2 separate regions of the Mus musculus genome follow, and region 2 is linked to region 1. Evidence: chromatin loops called from intact Hi-C (ENCODE). Cell type or tissue: heart. All regions are shown on one strand.

Region 1 (5,000 bases):
CAGCCATCAGGCAGTCAACCCTGACAGTGACAGGGTCCCTGGGCAGATGGGAGTCAGCTGGGGAACTCAGGGGCAGCCAGGAGTTCAATACATAAAAGTCTCTTAGATTAGTTTGGGGGGCCAGAGGTGGCGGGGGAGGGGAAGTCATTTACCTAGTGCCTTAAACAAATGGAGCACTATGAAGAGAAACCCAGTGTCACCTATTGGGTGGCACAGTTACAAGCTTTGGAACCACGAGCCCTGGGGGCCCCTCCCCACATTGCCCATTGTTGCTGAGTCAGCAAGTCCCGCCCTCCCCTCCCCCAAGGAGGGGGGAATCAGTAGACCACCCTGCATTCTTCATCCCTGGCCCTTACACCCTCTGCAGGCAGTCAAGGCCTGTGAACAGCATCTGGGGCCATGCACCTCCCTGTTCCTTCCATCATGAGCCTCTGATAAACTTCTAGTCAAGGGGCACTGTGGTCCTTCACTCTGTTACAATCTGTGGGCAGTGTGGTCCGTGAGGGGTAGGCTCACCCCGAAGCTCTGGCCTCTCTACAGCTCTAAGAGCAGCATGCATGCAGTTTGCCTAGACCTCCTATGATTAGCATGTCCACTGTTTCAAGCCCCACGTCCTGCTGACAGAGAGGACTTCCCTGGGCCTGCTGGCGTGTGCCCAGCAATGGGCACCCACAGCCTTGACTGGTGGATCAGTGGACAGCTGCTATGGCCAGACCTGGACTCAAGCATAGCATGGCTGAACTATTGGGATGGGTCCTGGAACTGAAACATGTACGTGTGTACGGCAGAGCTTATGTGGACAGGAAGCAGTTTCGAGGGCCTGGAAAGGAGACTCTGGGTCCAGGTTAGGGCCATGGAATACCTCCACTTGGCTTGAGCACTGCTAGGCGTGGGGTGCAGTGTGTGTATCTACCACTCAACTCTAGCAGCCTGTAAAGCATGCAAACAGCTCCAGGTTGGTTGGACCCTAGAGTCCCAACCCCACAGGAGAGCCAGCACCTTCCTGCCCCAAGTGTACCAAGGAAAATAGCGACTTCAGTTAAAATTTGTCCACACCCACTTCCTAGCTCCTCTGTAAGTTCAGTCCTACAGCAAATATGGAAGAGAAACAAAGGCAGGCTAGAAGCCCTAATTCCTGGGGTGGGGTGGGGCGGGTTAGGAAGAAGGTAATCCCAGGAGGATCACTGGGCACCAACAGAAACAGGGCTACAATCTCAACTTTACAAAGTGCTTTCAGAGGGGCTGGCCCTCACTCACATCCCCAGACAAGGAGGAGAGTGATGGGCCTTGCTGGGAGGTCCCTGGCTTTACAAGTAGCTTTGACGGTCTCAGCTATCCCTAACCTGGCCGGTGGATAGATTTCTAGGGAAGTCAGTCCTCAACTGGAGGCTTTTGTTCCACTTCTGTGGCTGGGGAGGCCAGGTAGTGCTGCCTTCTCTCCGACTTCAGTCTGGGTCACACGGGCCTTTGTTCTACCTGCACACACCGGCAGGCAGAGCCCACCCCTTTCCTGGCAGCTCCTCCCCAGGCTGGCAGGCACCGGAGGGCCTGGAGATACCACAGGTGCACAGGAAGAGGAACCGCATTTCTCTTGCTCCACTTTTAGTACTAGACGGGTACGGGCTACACATGCACACAGAGACACACCTGTTTTTCTGCCTCTAGAGCCAAGCCTGGACCTCTAGTCCCCGAGGTTTATCTCTCAGGCTAGCCCGCAGTGCATAGCAGGTAGGGTGGACAGAGAGCAGCGGGCAGTGACCCAGGAGGAAGTCTGGGCACTGCGCAGACAGGCCAGTGGCGAGGAGAGGCACGGAACAGAGGGTGAAAAGAGGGATCAGAGGTCAGGAGTGGCAGGTGTAGGGAAGGATGAGATGGGAATCCTGGGATCCCGCAGACTGGAAGGGGCCCCAAGAGAGGAGAGGGCAGATCTGGCCCGGGGCTTAGGGGTACCCCCCCCCCCCCCCGCCATCACACTTTCCCGCAGCGGGCGCTCACCTGGGCGAACGCAGACCTGCTGGGTCGCGGCGGTCTAGCACACCGGGCACACAGTTGGTGAGTTCGGTCCAGTCAGCGTGCAGCCCGCAGCTCCAGCCCGTGGAGAAGCGAGAGAAGAGCCAGGTCTCGCGGCGATTGGGCCGATAGCAGGTGCACTTCTTCTGGCCCGGGCGACAGTCGCAGGGCACCTCGAGGCGCACGTTCTGCACTAGGTGGCGGCCGAAGGTGGTGCCGCCGGTCTTCTGGATGTGCAGGAAGACGATCACGTCGTCGCCCTTCATGTCGAAGCGCAGCGAGCGCTCCAGCTCGCGCACCGGGAAGTAGTACTTTTTCTCGTAATGTGGGTCCGGCGTGGGGAAGAGATCCAGGTCGTCGGGGGGCACGCGGCCACCGGGCGCGCCCAGACTCAGCCCCGGGCCCGCGTACTGGTAAAGGATGAGCATGAAGCACGCCGAGCCCGCCACCACCAGCACGAACTTGCTGGCGCGCTCAACCATGGTCCTGCCGCCGGCGCGCCGCCGCCGCATGTGTCACCATCGCCAGCGGCCCGGGCGCCGGGCCTGGGAGGGCGGGGGGCGCAGCTGCTCCGCCACCGCCGCCGCCACCGCCGCCCGCGCTCCGGCCCGGCCCGGCTACTCGGCGCCCAGGCTGTGCGCAGCGTCGCGGGCCCCGGGCCTCGGCGGCGCCGTGGCTGCTCCCCGCCCCGATCCCGGCTCGGCTAGCGTACAGCCCGGCCCCCGCCACAGCGCCCCGCAGCCGCGCGCGCCCGCACCCGCCCGCAAAGCTCAGCGCCGAGAACGCTCTGCACCGCCCCGTGCGCCGCCGCGTCTCCGCAGTTCGTCGCGGCTCCGCCCCGGCCCGCCCCTGGCCCGCCCTCGCGGCGCCTCTTGCTGTCGCCGCCCGCTCCGATCCTCCGCTCCGCCTCTGGAGCGCCCTGGGGGAGGGGCGGGGCCGGAGGAGGCCCAGGCACAGGCCAGAGCTGGGCGACGGGTCGCGTGTCTCTCACACTGTCAACGCCGGTCGCTACGGAAAGGGCATTGGATCCAGCTCGCAGACCTGTGGGTGGCGACTGGGTTGTCCCGAGCCTACGAGTGGGTGGCTCTTTTGGGCATTGGTCCTGGGTTTGGGAGCCCGAGTTTTTTCACCTTCTCTGGTTATGGTAGTTTGTGTTACCTGCGCTCTCTGTCTCCCACGGGAATACGGAGGCTTTGACCTTCACATTGAAGGATAGGAAGTTCCAAGTTCGAGAGCGCTGGGAGTCGGGACCACCAGGTGGTTTAGGACTACCAGTAAGGGTGGGGAAGGAAGAGAGACGTTAAGGGCATGGATCCGGCTCTTACGTGGATATCACCAGTCCCCTGGAGGCACTGGGACAATGACCCAAAGCCCTCAGTTGAAGATAAACCGAAATGTGTGCAGAGACCAGAGGACAAGCTTTATTTGTCCCTCTCGCCCAGTGTGCCCTGTTTTGATCCTGGTCATACTCAAACAAACAAACAAACAAACAAAATAGTGAACCAACATTAGAAAAAAATTAAAATTCCAACCTTCGTGATTTTTTTTTTTTTTACATTGGCAGCAGTATCTGCAGCCTTGATTGGTGCTCTGCCTGTAGTGGAGGGTCGCCTGGGCCCTAGGCTGCAAGTTGGAGGCTCTAGTAGTAATCTATGCAGCCTATAACATGTGGAAGGTCCCGTCGCCCATGTTGTACTCTGTACTGGGCCCCTAGCTATACTTAGGCGGCCAGAACAACTGGAGGTGGGGAGTGAAATGACCTGTGCAGAGTTCCACAGCCTAGGGTAGCTGGGAGGGGCTTGGGTGTTTGGATTCAGGCCAGAGTGGCCTCTGGGAGGTGCTCCCACTGCCAGGCCAGGCTCAGGTGCCCACAGCAAGTACCCCTGGGTAGTGCCCTGGATCTGTCCTGCTAAGGGGTGGGTCAAAAAGTGGAGAGAAGGGGAGGGGGTGGCAATAGTGGTCCAAAGCATTGACTGCAAGTTAAAAAAAAAAAAAAAAGACTTGAAAAAAAAGAGCAGCTGGGCAGTGGTGGTGCATGCCTGTAATTCCAGCACTTGGGAGGCAGAGGCAGGCGGATTTCTTAAGTTCGAGGCCAGCCTGGTGTACAGAGAGAGTTCCAGGACAGTCAGGGCTACACAGAGAAACCCTGTCTTGAACCCCCACCCCACCCCACATACACACACAAATAAGAGCTAAGAGGAAAGCCCTCCCAAACGGTGAGATCAGGAGAGAATGCAGACACACTTATATCCAACTTGTCAGGAATGTGAAGAAACTGGGCTCAGCTGGTAAAGTGCTTGCTGTGCATGACTCAGGACCTGGGTTCGGTACCCAGAACCCAGGTATAAAATGCCAGGGATACTTGGCCTGTGTTTGCAAGCCCAGGACTGCTGGGGAAGAAGAGATAGGCAGATCCCTGGGGCTTGCAAGCCAGCCAGTCTAGCCTATAAGGCAGCAGGTTAATGTGAGACACTGTCTCAGAAACTAAGGTGTACCTCTCAAAGGACAATATCCAATATCCAAGGTTGTCCATTGTCCTCTGTCCTACACACACACACACACACACACACACACACACACACACACAGAGAGAGAGAGAGAGAGAGAGAGAGAGAGAGAGGACATGTTTTGCAGGCAGATTGCAGAAGTTACCACTATGGTCAGACCGCCACATGGCCCTGAACACACTACATAATGACCTAGAACCAGGGCAACAGGTGTCCTTGGTGACACCCAGGGCCTTTTGCCCCTGGCCCAGAGAAACCCAAGGGCAGTCTGTTTGGTAATGATTTATTCTGGTTAGGTATGGCGACACAGCAGTGTGCTGAGGGCGCTCCCTTTAGAAGTTGACCAGGGCGGCATTCCAGCATGGGATTTGGATGACAGCAATCCAGATTTACACAGCATTGCTGCCAGCTAACCCATCTGATGGTTCTGCTCAGATGCTAAGGATCTACCAAGAGGTCAATCCCAAACAGAGTTGTTCCAGT
Region 2 (5,000 bases), 680 kb after region 1:
TTCTCCCATCATGAGACTCCTGGGAAATTTTCAGTTTGGGGGGACTCGTTGTTTCAATGACCTGACAGCCATAGGGAGGTGCACACATGTCTCTCTAGTGTTTCTTCATTCTCACAAGGATGGTTACAGTTTAACCTATAGTGGAGGGAAGGAGCTAAGCTTCCTTGTTAAGATTTTCGTGATTCAGGATGCAGGGTGTGAGGGTGAAGCAGGGATGTAAGCTCAGTGCTGCCCCCTTGCTGTTGCCCTTAGAAGACTACCATCTGGGACTTAGATGAACATGCGTCATCTCGAGAAACTGCTGCCAAAGGGAGAGGGTTCTAGTGAGAAGGCTGTGTGGTGCTGACCAAGCTCTCTGCTCTGGTTTCCAAGACAAAATGGCATTAAAGATGTACGTGCCGCTTTGGAGTCCCTGAAATGCCACAAGCACTTTCCCGTGGTGGTAAACGGTCCTGTCTCTCAGAAGGGGGTCAGTGGAGGCGTCACGGCGAGCATCATTTTCCTGCACTCAAAATATTTGCCAAAGAGCCAGTTCCTTAGAATCACCTGATGAGGTACTTTATGTGGTGGGCGATATTGATTTGTGTTTGGAGATCACCAAGCCCATTGCAGGCCCTAGCACATTCTGACAAAACATGGACATCCAGTTTGAGAGTCCCAGGATGCTAATTTGTAAGCCTGCCAGAATTGTCACTGTGGTGAGAAATGGTGTTAAAATTGCTTTCAACATCTTAATTAGCAAAAGCCTCCCAGAAAAAAAAATACAGTCTCTAGCTCCCCCACCTCCACCTGCTTTCCTTTTCCCTTGTCTCATGTTTTCATTTGTTTCTTATATTTTTGGTTGTGAGCCTAGCCTTTAACGGCTGAGCCATCTCTCCAGCCCTTCATTTGTTTCTTAAGAAGATGTAATCACAGAAAGGATGTAGCATTCAGGGCTACTTAATGTGATACCTATGCACACATGCAATGGGGTCTTTCTATTGTTTGCATTGCTACGCTAAGGATTCACCCTCTGCACCCTGTGTCCATTGATAAACTCTGAGAGTCATGTGACAGAATAGGCCTTTTGGAAGAGAACACTGGGACCCTTTAAGTGCCTGCCTATGTGCGTTTCATGGATGTGTGCATGCATTCCTGATTGTAGAGGTGGATGTTAAAGGGCTAAGAACCTCAACACCTGGTGAGCAGAGGAGCTAGGGCAGGGAGGTTGACGTGAAGAAAACATCTTCTGCAGGAAGTTAGGATCCTGGAAGCTCCTGAGAAGATCAACATGCCAGCCTCCATTGGCATTTACAACCTTGAGACTGCAGGGTAACAGATCTGCAGATGAAACCTTCCGCATAGAAGTTCCCTTTTCTGCACTATAAGACCTCAAGCTTGCAGCACCCGGGCACCGTCTCTAGTGCCCCAGAGGGACCACTGCCCTTCATTGTCCTGATTAAAGGACAGCCTGATTCTGTAGGGTCCCAGCTCCTCTTTGATTTCTGTATCACTTGATCTCTCCTGATGTAACACAGTGTTTGGGGGAGGGAAGAAGAGCCACAGGCAATTGTGATACTGAGGGAGCCTGGAGACCAGCATGCACTATGGCATGCTCACAGGCTCCACCACGGATAGCCATTTGCTCATGTTTCTTGTGGGCCTGATGTCTGTGTGTGCGCAAGTGGAGGTCGGAGGAAATTCTCAGCCTCGTTCCTCAGTAACCAGCTACCCTTGGCTTTTTGTTTTCTTAAGATATCTGAATTTTATCTTATGCATATATGCATATACCTGAGCTAGAAGAAGGTGCCAGATACCCTGGGCTTAGAGCCATAAGCAGCAAACCACCAGATGTGAGTTCTAGGATCTGAAACCATGTCCCCTAGAGAGCACCATCAAAACACCTCTCTTAACCACCAAACCATCTCCCCAGCTTCTGGTTTTGTGATGTTTTGTTTTGTGTGTATTTGAGACGGGAGCTCTCGTTGACCTGAAGCTCACAGAATAGTATAGACTGGCCCAAAAGCCACAGGGAGCTGCCTGTCTCCATCACTCTGCCTTGCTTTTTTACTCGTGGTTCAGGTCCTCAAGTTTGCGAGGTAAGCAGTTTATTCCCCCAGCCTGTGTATATGCATTGTGTCTTCTGAAACTTTGGGATGAGCCTCAGGAGAGGCAGCTAGGTGGTTAAGGGCACTTACTGCACTTGAAGAAGCCCAGGGTTTAATTTTAGGCATCCATATGGTGACTCATAAGTACCTGTAACTTCAGTCCTAGGAGGTTCAATGCCTTCTCAGAATTCTGTAGGCTCTCGTGTAAATGTGTCACACATATGCACACTCGGGCACACACAAATACCCACAAGGTACAATTTGATCACTGATTGAGAAACTGCTTTACAGCTGGATCTCATGGAGGCATTTCCTCAAGGGGGAGGCTCCTTTCTCTGCGATAACTCCAGCTTGTGTCAAGTTGACACACAAAACCAGCCAGTATAGTCACAATCCACAAAATATGAGAGTAGATAAATGAAACAAAATAAACCATTGCACCGTTACTGGCTAGCCTTAGTGCAATCTCAGGAAGAAAATGTGCTTTAACGGGGCACGTTCCTATGCTGGATAACCAGGCTTACGGTTACTGAGTTTATCGGCCAGTATTCAATCACAGAAGGAGAAGCACTGTTCGACACATGGAGCGGAGATTTTTATTAAGAAGCCATTCGTGACTGTAGAAGATAACTAAGTATGTGTAGGGCTTTGACTCTGTGCCTGGGATTGCTTCTGTGCTTCAGATCAGCCAGGTCACCAGACAGAACGGAAGGCTCGAAGTGCCACGGGGGTGGGAAAGGACAAAGGGAACCTATAAATATAGCCGCAACCCGTGAGGGCAATCTGCCATCCCATGAGAATAAGATGGACGGCACACCTATCCCTCACTGTCGCCAACCTTAAGGACATCTGGTGCACTGCCAGAGAATGATTCATGCACCCTCCCAGGGGTCAGAAGAAGCTGAAGCAGGCAATCTGTTACTGCTGTAGGAGCCGTGGACCAGCAGGGGGAGCTAGTGAGGCAGGAGGCTCATTTGCATTCGATAGCAAGTGTTCTGATAGGAACTTCAGAGCACAGCCCCTGTCTGCTATTTCACCTACACCTTCCAAGTCTTACATAATTTTTTTCCCTAGCTAACTCTGACTCAAACCCTCCCAGAAAGGAATTTAGGCAAAGGTAATTATAGGGAAGTTGATTTAGTTCAAGTATCAAGGTTGAGGGCTGCGGGTGTCCAAGGGGCCCTGGGCTGGCAAGGAATCCTACCTCTATAAAAGACAGAAAAATACCCAGAGAGGGACAGCAGCAGCCAGACCTGGAGGGTGACGTGTTTTCCGAATGCGCAGAGAACTTCTCAGACTAAATGATGTTGTGTATAAAAGAAGAAAGTACAGTGGAGGATTCAGAGATACCCCGGTGGTGCTGGAGCAGGTGAGTGTGTGAAGCTGGGGCGGGGTGGGGTTGGGGTATGTGTGTGTTGAGAAAAGACAGCTGAAGCCAAAGAGCCGTGTCAACATCTTTCCCCTTATATCGCCTCATAAGACAGTGAAACTCTAACTCCTGACACTCTGTCAAATGTGGGGTGCATAATCCAGGACTTTGTCCAGCCATCAAAACAGATTTCAAATGAAGGTGGCAGTGCTCGCTAATTCTATGTTAACTTGGCATAAGCTGGAATTACTGGAGAGGAAGGAACCTCTATTGAGAAAACATCTTCATAAGATTGACCTGTTGACAAGACTGTAAGGCATTTACTTAATTAGTGATTGATAGGGGAGAGCCTAAACCATTGTGTGTGGTGCCATCCCTGGGCTGGTGGGCCTGGGTTCTATAAGAAATCAGACTGAGCAAGCCTTGTGAGCAACCAGTAGGTCTCACCCCTCCATGGCCTCTGCATCAGCTTCTGCCTCTCGATTCCAACCCTGCTTGAGTTCCTGTCCTGACTTCCTTTTGTGAGGGTCAGTGCTGGGGAAATATAAGCCAAATCAACCTTTTCCTCCCAAGTTGCTATTCATACAGCAATAGTGACCCTAACTAGGACAGTGCATTAAACAAAACAGATTTGTGGGAGAAGTTCAGAACAGATGTGATGTCTGAGCCCGATAGCAGCCTTTTCAATGTCTGGGCTCTGCAGAGCAGCTGATGCCAGTCCCACAGGAGTGGCAGCTGGTGCTGGTACCCAAAGTTCAGGATGCTACTTCTGCCATCGCCTGCCTCCTGGTCACACCTTAATTAGCCTGAGTGGTACATCACTGTACATGACAGAAAGCCTTTCTTGTCCAGACAACTCTCCTCCTGTCCCACAGCCACAGTCCCAGGCACCCATTTTTTTTTCTTATTACGTATTTTCCTCAATTACATTTCTAATGCTATCTCAAAAGTCCCCCACACACTCCCCCCACTCCCCTACCCACCCATTCCCATTTTTTTGGCCCTGGCGTTCCCCTGTACTGGGGCATATAAAGTTTGCCTGTCCAATGGGCATCTCTTTCCAGTGATGGCCGACTAGGCCATCGTTTGATACATATGCAGCTAGAGTCAAGAGCTCCAGGGTACTGGTTAGTTCATAATGTTGCACCTACAGGGTTGCAGATCTCTTTAGCTCCTTGGATACTTTCTCTAGCTCCTCCATTGGGGGCGCTGTGCTCCATCCAATAGTTGACTGTGAGCATCCACTTCTGTGTTTGCTAGGCCCCGGCCTAGTCTCATAAGAGACAGCTATATCATGATCCTTGCAACAAACACTTGCTAGTGTATGCAATGGTGTCAGCGATTGGAGGCTGATTATGGGATGGATCCCTGGATATGGCAGTCTCTAGATGGTCCATCCTTTTGTCTCAGCTCCAAACTTTGTCTCTGTAACTCCTTCCATGGGTGATTGTTTCCAATTCTAAGAAGGGGCAAAGTGTCCACATTTTGGTCTTCGTTCTTCTTCAGTTTCATGTGTTTAGCAAATTGTATCTTATATCTTGGGT

What was found. A loop is a pair of places that touch in the nucleus more often than their neighbours do. Peaks named below come from ENCODE experiments on the same cell type or tissue, not always from the same donor. Only the 100,000 strongest peaks of a DNase experiment are listed, where the experiment ranks them.
Region 2: a loop joins it to region 1, with 3 times the contacts of the local background. A loop is called at or near these places in 6 of 42 quality-filtered maps.

Annotation. Positions count from the first base shown.
Region 1 is chr1:36,066,180-36,071,179 of GRCm38, reverse strand. It overlaps Hs6st1 (heparan sulfate 6-O-sulfotransferase 1), which reads right to left and starts at 2,780. Exons shown (of 2, transcript NM_015818.2): 1 at 1,996-2,780. The coding sequence starts at 2,522. It overlaps Gm39624 (a long non-coding RNA gene), which reads left to right and starts at 4,937. Exons shown (of 3, transcript XR_865341.2): 1 at 4,937-5,000. In heart, a CTCF peak has its summit at 2,213 (motif pointing right); DNase peaks (open chromatin) are centred at 679, 1,839, 2,889 and 3,769; H3K4me3 peaks cover 3,488 bases; H3K27ac peaks cover 3,655 bases.
Region 2 is chr1:35,383,595-35,388,594 of GRCm38, reverse strand. No RefSeq gene overlaps it. Among named protein-coding and RNA genes, the nearest start is that of Gm25096, 210 kb to the right of the region's middle. In heart, CTCF peaks have their summits at 230 and 3,025 (motif pointing right); a DNase peak (open chromatin) is centred at 2,914.